2 separate regions of the Homo sapiens genome follow, and region 2 is linked to region 1. The links are chromatin loops, found by intact Hi-C in ENCODE. Cell type or tissue: CD14-positive monocyte. All regions are shown on one strand. Region 1 holds the start of TAS2R3 (taste 2 receptor member 3). Region 2 overlaps MGAM (maltase-glucoamylase).

Region 1 (5,000 bases):
GGTATGGAATAATTGGGTAGAGAGAGTTCTAAAGTGCAGTAGAGGTCCAAGAAAACTTCGACCAAGCTGATGCAGAGTCCTTGGCCAAAATTGCCTGTTAGAGGAGTCGCATGTCTCAGCAAAACAGACCTGCCTTAGTACTCCACAGTGCTCCACCACTGGCTGGGAGAAGCCTGCAGGAGATGTGGCCTCAAGGTAGTGGATCTCCAAAGCTGGAGCCATCAGCCAATTGTGCCTCCACAGCAGAGATCCGAGCGCACATTTTCAAGGCTGCCACAAAAGGGGTCTAGACACAAAGATCACCTGCATCAGGACCCTCAAGATCGGATGATCCCTTTATTGTACCTGAAGCACGTGTTTCAGTGATGCAGCAATTAAATACTTGTTTCTGTGTCTATATTACGCACTAAGTAATGTTTTTGAGAACAGAACAGTGTTCAAGGAACAAGCGTCTCGTGCAGTGCTTGGTCTCGTACAGTGCTTGGTGCACAATAAGTGTTAAATAAATGTTTGTGGCAGGAAGGAATGAACTGGAATCAAGGTTGGCCAGAATCAAAATGAAGTGAACCATGTATTCATTCCTGGAATATTACAGCAACATCCAGAAGCTAGGCAGAACTCATCCCTTTCTCAAGGGGATCTGCTAGCTGGGCAATAAGGGGAGAAGCCTGAAAAGCCAAGGACAATTCAGAAATCTTTCCTCTCTGGCTATGAATACACTGTCTGGCCACAAATGGAAATTGACACCAGACAGAACATAGCCAAGAAACTCCACTCATCAACTCCTGAAAATATGTATTTCAGAGTTAACCTGGAAATCTTGCTCAGACCGTTGGCCAAGCTCCACCAAGTCACAATGACAATTTAATGATAGTGGGGCTAACAAAATTTACTCACTCTACAAGCTCAAATGTGATGAAAACAAGTCAGTTCTTTATTTTATCTATCAGTAATATGGTTTTTCTCCTGAACCCTCACTTGCTGGTTGTGGAGGTGTTTAATCCAATGGGATAATGCAAACTGTGCAGACCAAAGGAAATTTTATTCCCATCATTTTAGGAATTAACATATAAATCCCAGAACAACCCTAATGTCAATTTCTGGTTACATATGACCAAATGTCCAGTAATGTAATGGACATTCATGCTATGTCCAAATATACTCCTTTTTATTATGTCAAAGTATGCTCCTTTTCACAAAATAACAACAACGATAGCAGTTTTATTGTGTGTTTGTTCCATGTAGAACTCTAAGCACTTCCCATGTGTTAATTCACTCATTCCTTCCAACAACTTTATCCCAACACACACACACACACACACACACACACACACACACACACACACACAAATTACTATTTCTATTTTACAGGTGAAGAAAGTTAAATAGAGACTGGTTAAGAAGTTTCCCCAAGGTCACCCAGTTCAAAAGGGCCAAAGCCAGATTTAAACACAGATTGTCTAATTTCAGGGTCTACATTCTTAGCCACAACAGTCCACTTCTGAGAGTCCCATTAGGGCTAGAAATACACATTTCTGAATAATGCCATGTGTATTAACTGAATATGTTTACAAATTTGAGAATTCTTCAGGATATTAAGCAATATCTTTTCATTGACATGTCAAAATTGTAAATAACAGGAAGTAAATCAATGCCTATATACTTCTATTTAAATAAAAGTGATTAAACTTACAAAATTCACTTATATTACATTTGATAAAACTGTAATTTTAAAACCAGGTAGGCATCTTGGTCAAAAATAAAAACAAAACTACTTGGTCTTTTGCCCAATCTACAAAATAATTACTTGAAAATGTACTTTAGCAAAATGATCATGAAATGCAAGATTGAATTGGAATCTAGAATCTAAAGGTCTTGATTTTCTTTCCACTGTTTTCATCATTACACAATGTGTTTGTGGGAACTGGAATCATATGGAAATTGCTGTTGCTGCACAATCCAATATTAGCGCAATAATAGCCTTCACTTACTGAGTACTGTACACAACACACTGTGCTAAAATGGCCAGTAGGGATCAGAAGAGGGAATCAGACAGGTAATTAAAGTAACTCACCAGAGGCCAAAAATCTTGGCCAGAATCAGAATTCAAACCCACATCTATAGGACTGCAAAGCTTTTGCTCTTTCCTTCAAGTCTACTATGTAATTTTATGTTTATCACTGTTAGTATCTAATTTAAGTTGAAACTAGTAATCAGACTCATTATGTCGAGCTGATGATTATTAAAATACAGCACCATATGTTTATAGTGAGAGTGTTCTTACGACATGGTCATTTCCAAGACTACTACTCCTGCACCCTCCCCACCTCCGCAACCACCATACAGAGAGAGGCTGTGAGAAGCGTGGCTTTCACCTTGGAACAAGTGCCCAGGGACCAGGGGCAAAGCAGTCAGTGTTTCTCTCCTACTGATGTTATGGAACTGGTAACATAGGAAGGTCAGGAAGAGTCCTGTAGTCTTGAGCCAGGCCAAAAGGCTCAAGGGCTCCACCCCATGCCCTCTGTTACTCTAAGAGAAAATGGGTCCCTTGGATCCAGGCTTCAGATGACCAGACTCACACCGGAGCATCACTACAAATGTCTGCTTCAGCTTACTGTTCCCCAGAATGAGAATAAATGAGTGGCCAGCAGGATAAAACATTGTCATTACTTCGCCAATCATCTTAGCCATCTTGGTTTTTGGTAGGAAATTACCAAATGATGCAATTAAGAAAGCAAGAAAGTAAAGTAAGAAGAGAAAGAAGAAGGAAAGGATGATTCTGATGGCCCTCTTGTGGGCCTCAGTGGTTGGATCTCTGGAGCTTGTCCCATTTTGCAGCATCTGCCGTGTGTGCCTCCCCAGGGAGAAGATGAGCAAAGAGTAGGAGGCCAGGGACACAATTAAGGGAGGCAGGTACCACAGAGTCCCAAGAACATGGATCAGATAATACTCACTCCTCTTCTTTCTGAAGTGTTCAGTCACATTCCTGGTGGCCTCAATTCCCCTAAAGACAGAATAGAGCTTAAACTCATTGATCAGAGATGCGGTACTACCACAGGATAAGAGCAGTGCACCCAACAGCATCCATACCATCACCCTAGAAACTCTCCACTTGAGCCAGAGGAATGTGGGGTGAGAGAAACTGGCGATTTTCAGGCAGTAGAGGACACCAAGACAGGTGGCAAGCCAAATGCTCAGATGGTTTGTAAATGTCCAGGAAACATCAATAATTTGCATTATTATCCCTGAATCATGTGTGTTGGGAGAGAATTCTATTAAAAAACTATCAGTCAAGATAATACACAGCAGAATGATCCTCAAGAGTGCCAGGGTGGTGATGATGAAGTCAGACAAAGACATTCTCTTGGTCTTGAACCAGCTGCTACCATTGACCAACTCAATGAAACAATTGACCAGAATTCCCAGTGTGAACTGAGTGCCAGACAGAATCAGGAACACCCCCTCGGTGAGTCCCATCATGTCAGCAATTAGGCAGCCCTGATCTTTGTTCTTTCTGTTGATACATAGAATCTCCTCACTGATGTGATATTTTTCTCGTTAATCTACTCCTCTACCTGTTGCTTCACTGTACCTGTCTCTTGTCTCTGCCCAATTTAGTCTGTCGTAGAGCACAATTTAGGAAATCCTCTCTGGCTCTTTCAGGTTAGTCTGTCCTCTTCACAGATGATATGGATTGTCATATTCCATCAATGAACCTAAACTTTGCAGCTCTTTGCTAAAATGCAAATGAGTAGTGTCCAGTGTCACATAGAGAAGGAAGAGATCTAGGTCACAAAGATGATGGAGGACTTGGACTCAGTTTCAAAGGGTGTAGGGCTCTGAGTTACCCAAAACAGAAAGATGAGCGGCACCAAATGGAGGCGGCTCAGAATTACTCAGAAGAGTAAAAAGTCTCATTCCTCAGGAGGGAGGACTCAGAGATACAGAAAAGGAATTCCACTAGGAGCCACTATCCACCTGGAGTGAGGTTTAAGTGCATAAAATTGTAAAAGTTCAGTGCCATTGATCATGGATTAGAATTAAAAGGCATGCCCCTTGGAGCCTGGCTTACATGCAGAGAGATGGCTGTAAGCTATAAGCTAGCAAGAGAAGCCTCACCAGAAAGTGGCCAAGCTTACATCCCGAACTTGGACTTGCAGTGGGAAGTCTCAGACCCACTCTGGATTGCTAGTCTGCTATAATACTGTCCAGGGAGGCATAAGAACAATACTTCTGTTCTTAACCTAAGAGCTCCTCTATTTAACAAGCGGCTATTAATTAAGGATCTTCATTCAGGACTATATGCAGAATTAAGCAGTACGTAGTTTGTATTAAAGTATGCTTATGTTGACTCTTTTTAAAGCTAATTGCTAAGGTTTGTATACTTTTTATGTCCTACTCCCTTCCCTAAATTTAATGAGACATTAGTTTAAAACCTAAAGGATTGTGGGAATAAAGAAAAGATTTTACTTCTACTTGCCGTGAAAGGTCATGTAAGAGAAAGATAAGAGTAAAGAGTTGCTCATGTATACGGAGATAAAGTCAACAATATATGAATAAGAAAGAATTAGGTTTAAGTACACAACACAAGTAAATGGCTTAGAGGAGAGGTATATTTTTGTCTCCCAAAGCAGTCCAGAGGCAAACTGTCCAGGCTGGTATGGTGGTTGCATAGTGATTGCAGATCCCAGCTTCTTCTACCTTCCATTCTGAAGACTGCCTCATGGTCCAAGATGGCAACTGGAAATCCAGCCATGAAATGTCCACATTTCAGACAAAAAAGAAAATGCTGTAGGACGAGAGTCTGGGGAAGCACACAGGATACGCCTCCCAAGAGTAACTCATATAGAAAGTTCCCTGAGAGCATCACCAAGTGACTTCTGCCTATAGCCCCTTGGCAACCCCTAACTGAAAAGAACAGGAATGCAGTACATGTGCTGTGCACCCTGTCACATCTGGGTTCTATAAATACAGAAGGGACAATAGATACTGGGTAGTGC
Region 2 (5,000 bases), 270 kb before region 1:
TCTTGTCTTGTCTACCCACTGAAGGCTTCATGAAGAAGGTTCTTAACCTCTCTTCAAATAATATGTCTATAATCGCTGAAAATGAACAATTCCCAAACATATCAGGTGAAAAAAGTTTCAATTTATATGATGACATGTTTCAACTTATACATTTTTCCATATATCGAAATATAACTGTAAATACATATACATATAAATACATATAAACATATATGTGGAGAGAAAAGGAGAGAGAGAGCACATAAAGGTCTAGAAAGATGCATTCCAACGTATCGATAATAAATGTCTTTAGTTGCTATAATTTAAGAGGATTTTTGCTTTTATCTTTTTAACTCTCTGTATTGTTTGAATTTTCTACAGTTCTCTTAGAAAAAGAAAAAGTTTCAACTCTGGAGCTCCCTAAATTTTGCTAACCCTCAGTTAGGTTACTTTCTTTCATCTGACATCATATGAGACATTTTTCTTTACCACAGGCATAGTTTGTTCATGCACCTGAGTACTTTGGCTCTGATCAATTTGTTCAACATGTCCAAAAGGAAGAGTCTTCAACTAGCAATTGAACAATTTGTATACTTTGCAACAATGTAAGGAGTACATGACCTATTCTGACTTCAGCTCATTCCTTCGTAAAAAAAAAAAAAAAAAAAAAGAGCTAGACTTGGGAAAAAAAATTCTGAGTTTCCTTTCAGCTCTAACATTTTGATTTTTATTCTAAGCTATGTGTTTTAGCAAGATTATTTAAATAGTAAGAGAGTGAATATTGAGAGTGATTGTTATACTTCCTTTCTTCTCCTCCTCCTCTCCCTATGCTCTGTGACTCAAAGATACAGATACAGATATACACAATTTGAATATTTGTCACCTAATAATCCAAGTGTAAACAACTCACAATCCAGATTCCATCAAACTCTACTTGATTGTGAAAAAGCTCAAATTCCTTTGTCCACCAAACAGCACAGTTGGGATTGGTATAATCAGGAAACACAGTTTGTCCAGGCCAGACCTTCAGGAGAAAAAGAAAAACACTGGTAAGAGTAAATTAAACAAATATAGACTAAAGGAAAGTACTTTGCAAAGAAATTCCTAATATGATCACAGCAACCGAGGTACCCAGGAACATATCCTTTTTAGTTAAGAAGGTGCGGTGCTCACAATACTTAAAATAAATGCCAGGGTCACTCGAAGAAATATGCATTTAAAAAAATGTTTAAGTCCTTAATGAATAAATTCGTGGATAAAGGCATTGTCTAACTTAGTCATCTTTAACTCTCTACACTTCTTTGTTCTTAATTCTGGGAATAGTAAATGGGGGAAGAGCATTGTGTAAATTTCAGCTAGTCCACTATAAGCTGTGGATTCTAACATCATTTACTTTTCTCTCTTTCTTTCCTATCCAATTTCCCCCAGACACTATACTCTGAAAAGGTCATCAGAGGCCTTAGAAGTGAACAAGCAGATAACACCTTCCTGAAAAAACAAGGACAAACAAACATTTGAGAAAGAAGTGGGTACACTTGTCAAATAATGCAGGAAAATTGAGTAAGAAGAGGTATGAAACAGTTCCGCTGGACTTACCAGTGAGAAAGTAACGGGTGCTTTTTGCCAGAGCGGTATCAGGGAAGTGAGGGGGGAAGGAAGGAGACCACAGTCAGCTGCAGAGTGTGTGGGAGGTGAGAAAGTGGACACTCAGTGTGTGAGCTGTTGTTTAAAGGGACTTACTTGGCTGTGAAGGGAATCAAAAAGCTACGATGGCCGGCTTGCACTTGGGCATGAAAGGGCAGAGGAGAATTTATCCCCAGCATATATAAATATACTGAAAATGTACAATAAAACAATTACATGCACACACACACACACACACACAGACACATTCAAACACCCCTATGCAGCCCCTCCACCAGCCTCCAGCCTTCCCATTAAGTTACCTCCCCAATGAGTGGAGTCACTCCATCTGAACTATTCACCCATATCTTCATATCTGAACCCCTGTCATATGGGCCATAGGGTTTACTTGAGGAAGAGTTGTTGGAGATGGCTGGATCCTAAAAATAGGAAGAATACAATGAACAAACTAGCTGGAAACCGGAGGCACTGAAAGGAGACTGGGAACTGGGGGAGAAAGCAGGAGAGATGGGTGTATGATACGGAGGAGCAAATACCTAATTTGGTGGAAAGAGGGCAGTACATACCACAATGATGACAAGCTTCTGTCCATTATTGTGTAACTCGTTGACAAATTCAGGGAAGCCTTTAAAATCCACTGAATCATAAGTGAAGTCCCTTCTCTCATCCATATAATCAATATCAGCATGCTGAACATCCTGAAAGAATATACAAAGTCCACAATTAGCACCTAGGAATTTCCATAGTAAAATGAAATCAAATTTTCACTGTTATTATTCAGGATAAACAACTCTGTTCTGGGCTCTAAATAGAGTTCTTAATCAGTTCCTGGCATCTGAGTACTTCTTTTCCAATGTTGATTTCAAAAACACACGACTGGTTGGTTCCCTAGGGCTTGGCCCCCTCCCTGCCATCAGGTTAACTGCATCATCCAATCCTTGCCTGGCACTCTGGCATTAAAAACCAATCAAGCAAGCAACACCAATTATGACAAACCCCTAAGACAATCAGACATATCCACCTAAGAAATGACCTAAATTTCACCCTATTCACAAGATAAAGAAGGGAAGAGACTGTCTCTCTCCCACATCTCCCTCATTTTACTACCCCACATTTTATTTTGTTACTTCGCTTCTACCCCACATCTTTGTTGTTTATGCTATCCCAATTTTACCTGTATAAACAGTGAAGCCCAGAATAAAATGTACCCTTCTCTACAACCTAGGTTTGTCTCCAATGGAATAGAGTGGGGGAGAGAAGAGGATTATTCTAGAAGACTACTGAGCTTTTCCCTTTGCATCTCTTGTTAAATTTCACTCCCAATAGTATCCAATATCATAGGTACATTCAAACTTAGCCATTCAAAGTACAAAAATGTTTTATTACATGTCCATACTATATCCTTTCATTCACTTAAATGTGACAGATTTTGACATGTATACTGAACTCAGGTAATAGTGTTCAATTCCCTGTCTAAACACTCCCTCTCACATCTCACACCACTAGGCAGCAGTAACAGTCCAATTCTTTCATTTCCTGGATCACTTAAAAAGGAAATGTCTATCTATAAGTAAGGAAAATGGCATAAAAAAAGAGATGACCTCTATGATGTTAGAGATCTGGGCTTGAAAACTAGTTCCCCTAGTTTTCTAATATTAAATGGGATTTCTAATCTTAAATGGAGTCCTTTTTTTTCCCTCAAGACTGAGTCTAGCTCTGTTGCCCAGGCTGGAATACAGTGGCACGATCTCAGCTCACTGCAACCTCCACCTCCAGGGTTCAAGTGATTCTCATGTCTCAGCTTCCCGAATAGCTGGGATTACAGGCACCTGCCACCATGCCCAGCTAATTTTTTTGTTGTTGTTGTATTTTTAGTAGAGACGGGGTTTCACTGTGTTGGCCAGGCTGGTCTCGAACTCCTGACCTCGTGATCTGCCTGCCTTGGCTTCCCAAGTGCTGGGATTACAAGTGTGAGCCACTGTGCCCAGCCAATGGAATTCTAATAGTAAAATGGAGTTGCTGAGATAACTAAAGAAGGCATGTAGCACACTGCCTGCCACGAGAGTTCACCACGTTGTAGCACTCATTATTATGGTGGCTGTGTTAATTGTCCTTTGGCTCAGTCCTGCTTTTACCACTTTTTCTGTTATCCCTCCCCCAACCCACCCCCACATGCATAAAGACACGTCATGCTGGAGAATGAGTAGTGGGACTCGCAGCCAAATTGAGAGTGAATTCATCCACCCAAACGTCTTTATCTGCCCTGACTTTCTGCTTCCCCCATCTCCTCAGTGTTCCTAGGCTTTTTGAATCTCAATTCCATTAAGCACTTTCTTTTACACATCATATTTATGGACTATCTTTCCGTCAAATTACAAAATGTCTACTGAAGCTCAGCTTCAATGGCAAAATGACCACTCTAAAGAGAAAGGCAAATTTTGCTTATTCCCAATTTAATAGTAATCAAAATATCAATGTAAAAACACATGGACCTGAAACTTGTATTATTTTTCACATCCATGTAGTCACATGCAGTATTTGTTCTGTCATCAATTACCTATGTGGTCTTGGTCATAGTATTTCCCCTGACAGCCTCAATTTACTATCTGTGAAAAAAAATGATGCTAACCCAGATGGCTCATGGTTGTTCTAGCAATATAATTAGTTTGAACTAAATTCATGGGGTCTAGAACTACTCCACTTCCTCAATTCCTCTTTAAAATATCTGTTAAAACATAGGTAGGGAGCCTGGGGATCTGCATCATTCTTGACCTGACACTAAACCTAAGAACCTAAGAATTTAGACATGAAATCTTATGCCAGAATCTTAGAGGAATTTCTGAAAATATGATACAACTTTTATGGTAAGTCCCTGCCATGACACTTTTGAGTCAAAGCAAACCAAGAACATGTGTAAGGCAAGAAAATCCATACTGAGAAGCATTAAAATGCTACAATTCAAGCTAAAGAGACAAATGCCTTGAAAACTCAAATAAAAACACCTGTAAAATGTAGTCAATACAGTAAGCACAAAAAAAGTTTACTAATAAAATACATAATAAGAAAAATAGAGACAAAAACAGATTGCCTCCCAACACATAATTATGGTCTCCCAATCTATTTCATACTATAAAGAACAATGGTTCCTTGAAAAAATTACTGGTCCAACAAAAAAAAAAATGTCTAGTATTCTGAATATCTAAAACTCCTTTCATTACCAAATAAATAAATCAATTAAACTCAGGGAGAGAAAATATAAACAGTTTTTCTTTTTCTTCAAGGGAATTTCTTTACTTTTGGAGAACTGTTGAAAACCTTGCTTACATAAGGGAGCTGTGCTGCGCGATTTCTCTCCACGACTTCCCTCATGTTGTCTA

The links. A loop is a pair of places that touch in the nucleus more often than their neighbours do. Peaks named below come from ENCODE experiments on the same cell type or tissue, not always from the same donor. Only the 100,000 strongest peaks of a DNase experiment are listed, where the experiment ranks them.
Region 2: it touches region 1 in a loop (2.0-fold over the local background); 2 of 110 quality-filtered maps call a loop at or near these places.

What each region holds. Positions count from the first base shown.
Region 1 is chr7:141,762,639-141,767,638 of GRCh38, reverse strand. TAS2R3 (taste 2 receptor member 3) reads right to left here and starts at 3,542. Exons shown (of 1, transcript NM_016943.2): 1 at 2,442-3,542. The coding sequence starts at 3,480. The coding sequence ends at 2,530. In CD14-positive monocyte, no CTCF peak of the experiment used is centred here; no DNase peak of the experiment used is centred here.
Region 2 is chr7:142,027,683-142,032,682 of GRCh38, reverse strand. MGAM (maltase-glucoamylase) reads right to left here. Exons shown (of 71, transcript NM_001365693.1): 10 at 4,948-5,000; 11 at 2,190-2,321; 12 at 1,926-2,042; 13 at 890-1,003. Among named protein-coding and RNA genes, the nearest start is that of MGAM, 34 kb to the right of the region's middle. In CD14-positive monocyte, CTCF peaks have their summits at 1,977 and 2,177; DNase peaks (open chromatin) are centred at 1,602 and 2,202; H3K4me3 peaks cover 896 bases; H3K27ac peaks cover 1,350 bases.